3 separate regions of the Mus musculus genome follow, and regions 1 and 2 are each linked to region 3. The links are chromatin loops, found by intact Hi-C in ENCODE. Cell type or tissue: heart. All regions are shown on one strand.

Region 1 (2,500 bases), 54 kb after region 3:
AAGTTTTATGTCAACTTGACATGAACTAGGGTCATCTGGAAAGAGGTCAAATCTCAGCTGAGAAAAATGCTCCCACCAGATTGCCCATAGGGCCTTTTTCCTAAACAATGATTGATGTTTGAGACCCCAACTCATTATGGGGGGTGTCACCCCTGCGTGAGTGGCCCTGATTGTTTAAGAAAGCAGACTGAGCCGGGCAGTGATGGCGCACGCCTTTAATCCCAGCATTTGGGAGGCAAAGGCAGGCGGATTTCTGAGTTCGAGGCCAGCCTGGTCTACAGAGTGAGTTCCAAGACAGCCAGGGCTACACAGAGAAACCCTGTCTTGGGGAAAAAAATAATAAGTTTAAGATAAAAGTTAAGTAAAACTACATGACTGGTTTCGTTGTTTTCCTAATCTTAGAGAATTTCCTGCTTTAAGTGGAATGGTTACATGGTTTTACCAGGGCACTGTTTTATTTAGAGATGAAGGGAGGAATAGCATAAACTCAACCTGTTCCCAACCTACGCAGTTATTTTTAGCATCTTTGTTTTCGAAATCTAGAGAACCACAATGGTCCTATCTCCTAGGCAATTGTGGCTTTATCAATTGTGTTGAAATTTTGTAACTCTCAGTCAGCAGGAAAAGGCCTCTTTTCTTTCCCCATCCGTCCCTCCCCCACCCCTTCATTTCCCGTTTTCCAATCCTGCTTCACAGCACAGGCTGACTTCGAACTCACTGTGTATCCCAGGCTGTTCTGCATCTCCTACCTCTGCCTCAGCCTCTAGAAAGACAAACACACTTCACTCTCAAGCTTCCCTCTTGCAAGCAAAATTCTCCTGTGAAGTTTCGGCTGCAGCCTGCCCCGGCTTCAGATGGACACCTGCATCTTCATCAGATTCCCTCCCTGTGTCCATTTTACAGCTGGAGAATGAGACCAGGACCACCTCCTCCAGGTCGAAAACTGAAGGAATTGATCTTGGCTAGAGACACTGGCACCACAGGAGCAACACCCACGGGAGCACTTAATAGCGGGAGGCAGCTCCTTCCCCAGCCAAGAGCCTGGGCAGGGATCCTGGACTAGCACCCAGTACCGGAAGCTGCCTGCAGCCTCCGCTGGAGCTTTCGGACAGAGCTGTTTCTGAAGAAAGAAGCTGGACTGTTGAGGGGGGTGGTGGGGTGACAGCCACAAATGAGGCTTTTTGTAGTGGATCGGGCATAAATACACATTTAGCCACCAATGACACTTGCTCGTTAGCTGGCCAGCCAGCACTTGTGCTGCCTCCAGGCCTTGGAGCCAATTTGCAGCAGGGCGGCTGGCGCAGAGCATGGGCACTGAGCGTTCCTCCCAGGGCAGCAATGACAACCGGGCTTGGGAGCAGATGTATACTGCTAGGGAGGCCAGGTCTTGAGACCTTGGCAGGGACTGCCACAGCTGCCCATCAAAAGGAGGTGAGGCGTGGGAGCCGGGCCCTTGGGGGACCACCACAGGCCCCGCCAGGCTGCCATCAGGCCTTGGCAGGAAGAGAAAGTATTTGTGCTGTTGGAGAGAGGGGAGAGAAAGGCAGGAGCTGCCCAGCAGGCCAACTCCTGCCAGTCTTGGAGGGGGATGGAGAACAAAACCCTTTTCTCTTTAGATTCTCGAACCCTCTGCCAGGCCCGGCCATTGGCTGGTTCTTTCCCAGCTCTCTTGGCCAGAGAGGAGTTGCAGAAAGAGCCGCTCAGGGCTCATTGATGAGAGGCCCTGAAAGGATGCATAGATGGGTCCAGGCCAGGGGCTTGCCCCCTTGGGAGAGCAGGGTACCAGTTTTGCATTCGGAAAAACTTGCATTCACCACCAGCTTTTAAAAAAATGGTGGAAGGCAGCAAAAAAAGGCCAGGTGCAGAATACAGGGTGACCCCCCCATTCCAGGAGGGGGTGTCATTTATATATATATTTGCAGGTGTGTGCATAAATTGTCTCTATTTGGATGTCCTCCACAATGAGCAAGGGGTCACAGCCAGTGAACAGGGGAAGGGCCAGTCCTAACTAAGCACAGACCAGACCAAGTTCAAATCAACTTCGATTTCCCTATCTGTAATATTAAAGTGCCTATGGTGACACCATCTTGTCCTGACTCCATTTTGTGTCAGTTTAGATATTTCTCATCTCTCTAACCCCCTCAATAACCACTTCTACTTTTGGCAACAAATTTGGGGTTTTCCATGACCCTGACCATGGTCCAGATGTAAGTAGTGTTTGTACAAATCAAGCATAAACAACTGTTAAGGGCACAAATGAAAATTGTTGTGTTATGTCTGAAAGATGTAGCAAGGTTACTCTCACCCTCAACTAGGATTGATACAGTTGTGTTCTGCATGGTGGTGGTGGTGGTGGTGGTGGTGGTGGTGGTGGTGGTGGTGGTGGTGGTGGTGGTGGTAGTGGTGGTTGTTTTGGGTTGGGTTGGGTTGGGTTGGGTTGGTTTTTTTTTTTTTTCAACCTTTAAAAACACTGTGCCCATGACCTTAAGCATCAAGTCTT
Region 2 (2,500 bases), 88 kb after region 3:
AAAATAGCCAAGTTAATAATGGAAAGCAGATTTATTTAATGAGGCCACATTGAGAAGAGGGACAAAGGAATTTGCAATGTCCCCATCCCCCCAGTCCATCTTTGGGGTCCTAAAGTGTGGTAAAAATTTAAATAGAGAGCAGACATACACAGCAGTCCAGGTTAAAGTGTGATTCCCCGAACTCCCCCCACCCCGCCCCCACTCCATTGATTGGTCATTGTTTGCAACTTGTAAGACTCTTTACAGGAGACAAGTCCCCTTTTCCTTCTCACCATGAGATTCCCAGGGAAATGTCATTTCTTTGACGGTCGTTGGGTCTGATTGAGAGACAAATTTGTCTCTTTGGAATATCGGATTTCTGAGTTCGAGGCCAGTCTGGTCTACAAAGTGAGTTCCAGGACAGCCAGGGCTACACAGAGAAACCCTGTCTCAAAAAGAAAAAAGAAAAAGAAAATCCATCTTACACTTGGAAATTGCCAAGAGATTTTGAGAGTTCCTAAGACAAAGATGTAGGGTACCATGCTCAGTTACCAGCCTGGTTTAGCCACTACTCCACAACATGCAAACCTTGTGAAATAATACAACACACACAGGTTGATTATTTTAAAGAAGCAAAGAAATGGCTGTCTTTTTCTCCTTTCCTGCCTTCACTTAATATCCTCATTTTCCGGAGACCCTTCCTCAGTTCAGAAGAATAGGGATCTATCTCAGTGGCTGGAGAACCAGCCAGGACAGCCGTCCAATTTGGAACAGTTATGAAAATGCGTGTCCCTTGGACTGCCACAGTCCCTTGGACTTCCCTGGCTTTTCCCAGAAGCGGAAGTCAGGGATACCACGCAGGGTGATGCACTTTGGTTCCCATTTATACAGCATTGGCCACTTGCCTAGGTATCTTTAAAGAGGGATACAATGTGTGGCGCTCACCCAACCATGAGATTTCCTGCTCCCCGGCGCCCTCTAGTGGTCAGCTACACCCAGGCTCTTTGACCTCACCTGGTACCCCTTAACTGTAGGTACCAACCAGCCTGGGTTGGGCCGAGGACCCATCCTGTCTTTGCCAAACTGCTGATGCTGAGATGCACACCGGAGAGGCTGATTTATTTACTTGGCCCAGATTTAATCTGGGAGCTGGGGATTTTATTATTGGGAACCGCTGACTTTCATTGGAGGTTTACCAAGGGCTGCAAGCTGGGCTGCTGACTTTTTTTTGGACCCCACTCTGTTCCCTGATGTGAAGGACCTTTGGGGAAGTTACAGCATTGAGAATATCTTACCTTCACACATCCCTCCCCCTTTTCTCCTAAGACATTCCTGATAGCAGATGTGCTGTTAATAGACACAGCTTGAGAAACTAGTTTTGAGTTTTTGCATAAAGAGATAAAACATATTGTCTTTGCAGTGTGGTGACAACACCGTTGGGTTCGTGTATGTGTGCGAGTGTGTGTTTGCCGGTATGCCTGACTTCATAAAAAGCTTCAAGACCTTCCAAGGGCCTTTGGTGTGGGCTCCTCTAGCCAGGCCAGGCCACCTTGGCTCTGATATTGAAGAGACTGTAGCTTTAGACACTTCTGACTGTATCCATGCTCAGTGTCCAGTGCTCCATTCATTAGGAAAAGTCCCAGATCTGCTGTCCTAGACTCTGGGACTCACTGAAATCCCTAGGGTAAGGTTCGACTCCCTCCCGGCAGAAGGATCTGTCAATCTCTAATTGGTACCCTCATCTACAGCATGTATAAGAATGTCACAGTGCCTAGTAGCACAGGCCTGTAATCCTACCATTTAGGAGACTGAGACAGGAAGAACTCGAATTATCCGAATCTATGATCTGCCGGAAATCACAAAGGGGAGTCTTAGCCGTAGGAGCCCCATGACTCTGAGCAACTGCAAGATATCCAAGAGTCCCGGTGAGGATCCAGTATTGATGGTGTGGCAGAAGCCAGGGGCCTTGAATCAGACCAATGACTCAACTGCAAAGAACATTTGCAAATAAAGTTGTTTTGACAGAAGGATACACTGAGTAACACACCACAGACCCCAGTACAACTATGCATGTGTGATGGAGAGGTGGGGAAAACCAGAGATGCAGAATGGTACAAGTATGTGGAGAAACTGGAGATCAATCGCTGTGACTGGTGTGGTATAGCTGCAATTTATAGAGAAGCAAGTCATGGCCAGAGGATAGGCAAGATGGGTTTGTTTTATATTATTTTAATTTTAATTTTGAGGGAAAATTACAAGGCTGGAGGTCAGATGTGGATGGCCTGGGACATGAGTGGGATTGGGGTATATGATGTGAAATCCTCAAAGAATCAATAAAGAAAAAAGAAATGTTGGACTGGCAAGATGGCTCAGCAGCTAAGAGCACTGACTGCTCTTCCAAAGGTCCTGAGTTCAAATCCCAGAAACCACATGGTGGCTCACAACCACCTGTACTGAGATCTGACTCCTTCTTCTGGTGTGTCTGAAGAAAGCTATAGTGTACTTACATATAATAATAAAT
Region 3 (2,500 bases):
GGAAACTTAGTAACTGTCTAAATTAAACAGTTAATTTACCCAAGACACTGTCTGCTAAAAATAACAACCCTGGTCTGGGAAGCCTTGTGAACTCCCAGGACACCTGGGCCTCACCCACTCACATGTACAGTGCACAGACACACAGACACACACACACAGACACACACACACACACATTTGCATCATCACTCTCCAGCTAACAGCCTGGATTACAGAGAAAGGTGGGAAGGAGGCAGAGGGCACAGCTCTTCATTCTCTGTTATGACTCTCAGATTGCCCCACCCCAAGATTTAAATCACTCAGGACTACACTATCCTGGCAACTTAAGAGAACCAGAGGCCTCAAGCCAGCAGTGAAGGCTGGGTGACCCCAGGGAGCAGTGGCCAAACCAGACTGAGTTCTGTCCTTTGCCAGATAAGGAGTCACATGAAGCAAAAGGCAATGGCCCTGGGAGCAGGATAACCTTCCTGGCAAAAATCAATATTCTAAAAGATACTTGTGTGTCTCTCTCTCTGATTATCAGACTACTGAAACAATGGCTGCCAACAGATGCAAATATACCCAGGAATCCCGTGCCTGGAGAAGGGGGAACCTGCCTCCCTGAAGGTTTTATACATTCTAACAACTTGCCAGACCAGGATGAGACAGAAGCCCAGGCAATGATGAGTCAGCAGTGGGCGGGACAACAACTCAGGACTGCTTAGACATGCGTGTCCCTGGCCCTCTACTTAAACTTTCAACACAGTTCAGGACCCCAAAGATGGACTTGAAGAGACTACTGGATCTGTGTCCATCTTCCCTTATATGTCCATATTCCCACGTTTGACCATTAATTTAGTTGTTTCAATTGGCTTCTTGAGCACAAGGGCCAAGTTTGACTTCTTACTGGCTTAACTCTATACTTTTAAAAGGGAAGGGAGTAGGCTTGATGACATATGCCTTTAATCCCAGCACTCGGGAGACAAAGGCACAAGGACAGCCTAGTCTACACAGTGAATCTCAGGACAGCCAGGGCTATGTAGAGCGATCCTATCTCAAAACCAAAACAAAACAAAATAGACCGGGGCTTGGGTGTGGCTCAGTAGTGGCACCTATGGCTAGTATTCACAAACCCCTGAGTCGCTAGCACTTAAGGGGGGAAAAAAACAGTGAGACCCAAAACTCAGCTCTAGGTGGTATCTAAAATGCAGAAACAGGAAACAGTGCCATTGAAGGGAAAGAAGGCACAACCGACTATTCCAAGTATTCTGGCTTCCAGCGGGTCTGGGGCGAGCTCTCCAGTCCAGCAGAGCCAGCCCTGTAGTTACCCCATGTGGCCAGCAGGTGGCGCCATGGCTGCAAAGAGAAACCAGCCTCAAAAGAGACAGTGGGGCTTTAACTAGATGGCAGGATTGGTCAGAAGGTCCACTTCAGAGAGTAATCTCCCTGGTTCAGCAGCAAATCTGTCCCTTTCTAGTCCCCCTGTCTGTAGAAGCACCAAACTCCAAGCTCGATAGTCCTAGAAGCACCTGCATGCTGACACAACGCAGGTGGCAGACGCAGGGAAAGCTCTATGCTTGCACCTCCCGGCTGGGTATCTCGGATGAATAATGCAGCCAGGTGTCCTTCCATCCATTCATTCATTCATCCCTCATCAAAGATTTACTAAGCACCCACGTGTTTGAGGCCCTGGGAACACAGCAACAAAGAAAACAGACAATCCCCCTGCAGTGGTAGAATTCACTGCCTATTCTAGAAGCACCAGGAACCAAAATAAGCAGAAATACTGAGATGTGAAATGACCATCCAAAATGCCCAGAGCAATGGACTGGCATGGCAGACAGCACATAACTGGAACTCCCAGGCGGGACGCAAGGGGTCAGTCTCCACGGTAGCCCCTGAGCAGCTCACAACATCAGAGGAAGCTTCATCTCGGACTCACCGTGCAACTCACAGCCCAGGAGCTCGAAGCGGAGGGTGCAGCCGCGGTGGCACGAAACAGGGTACAGCTTTATGTACTGTGCCTCCAGAGTCGGGTTGAACATGTTAACCTTCAGGCTGTTGTTGTCCAGGTTACCCAAAAACTCCTAGAAGAGAAGGGGGAGGGCTGGAGGAGGAAGCGCGTTTGCCTCTTCCCCTTCGTGCCTGAGAGGCCATCAGTGGGTGGAAGAACAGCCTCCACCGAGCCCACATAGACTGAGCCTGCAGCCCTGGCTTTGACTGTCCACCACCACCATCAGAACAGTGTCCCTGTCACCTTCTTCTTGGTCATCGCAGGGCCTGGGCATAAACTCCAGCTCACGTGGGGCTCTCTAGAGGGCCTCTCTCTGTGTACATCCTCCAAAGACTTTATGAAAACAGCAGTACAGAACTGTGTGGTATCTGTGCTGTAAACGGTGCCCACTTTGTTAATTACACCTTCACAACTGTACACTGTAGCCCTGAAATGTTCAGAATGGAGCCCAAATCTACCACAACCACCACCGCTTCCAGGGCAGGGCACTACTACTCTGAGCCTCTA

What was found. Peaks named below come from ENCODE experiments on the same cell type or tissue, not always from the same donor. Only the 100,000 strongest peaks of a DNase experiment are listed, where the experiment ranks them.
Region 1: it touches region 3 in a loop (2.0-fold over the local background); 8 of 42 quality-filtered maps call a loop at or near these places.
Region 2: it touches region 3 in a loop (6-fold over the local background); 36 of 42 quality-filtered maps call a loop at or near these places.

Annotation. Positions count from the first base shown.
Region 1 is chr7:79,193,528-79,196,027 of GRCm38, forward strand. No RefSeq gene overlaps it. Among named protein-coding and RNA genes, the nearest start is that of Mfge8, 46 kb to the left of the region's middle. In heart, no CTCF peak of the experiment used is centred here; a DNase peak (open chromatin) is centred at 1,154; H3K27ac peaks cover 909 bases.
Region 2 is chr7:79,227,760-79,230,259 of GRCm38, forward strand. No RefSeq gene overlaps it. Among named protein-coding and RNA genes, the nearest start is that of Gm39040, 19 kb to the right of the region's middle. In heart, a CTCF peak has its summit at 969 (motif pointing left); a DNase peak (open chromatin) is centred at 932.
Region 3 is chr7:79,139,724-79,142,223 of GRCm38, forward strand. It overlaps Mfge8 (milk fat globule-EGF factor 8 protein), which reads right to left. Exons shown (of 9, transcript NM_001045489.1): 6 at 1,922-2,066. Among named protein-coding and RNA genes, the nearest start is that of Mfge8, 8.1 kb to the right of the region's middle. In heart, no CTCF peak of the experiment used is centred here; a DNase peak (open chromatin) is centred at 1,328.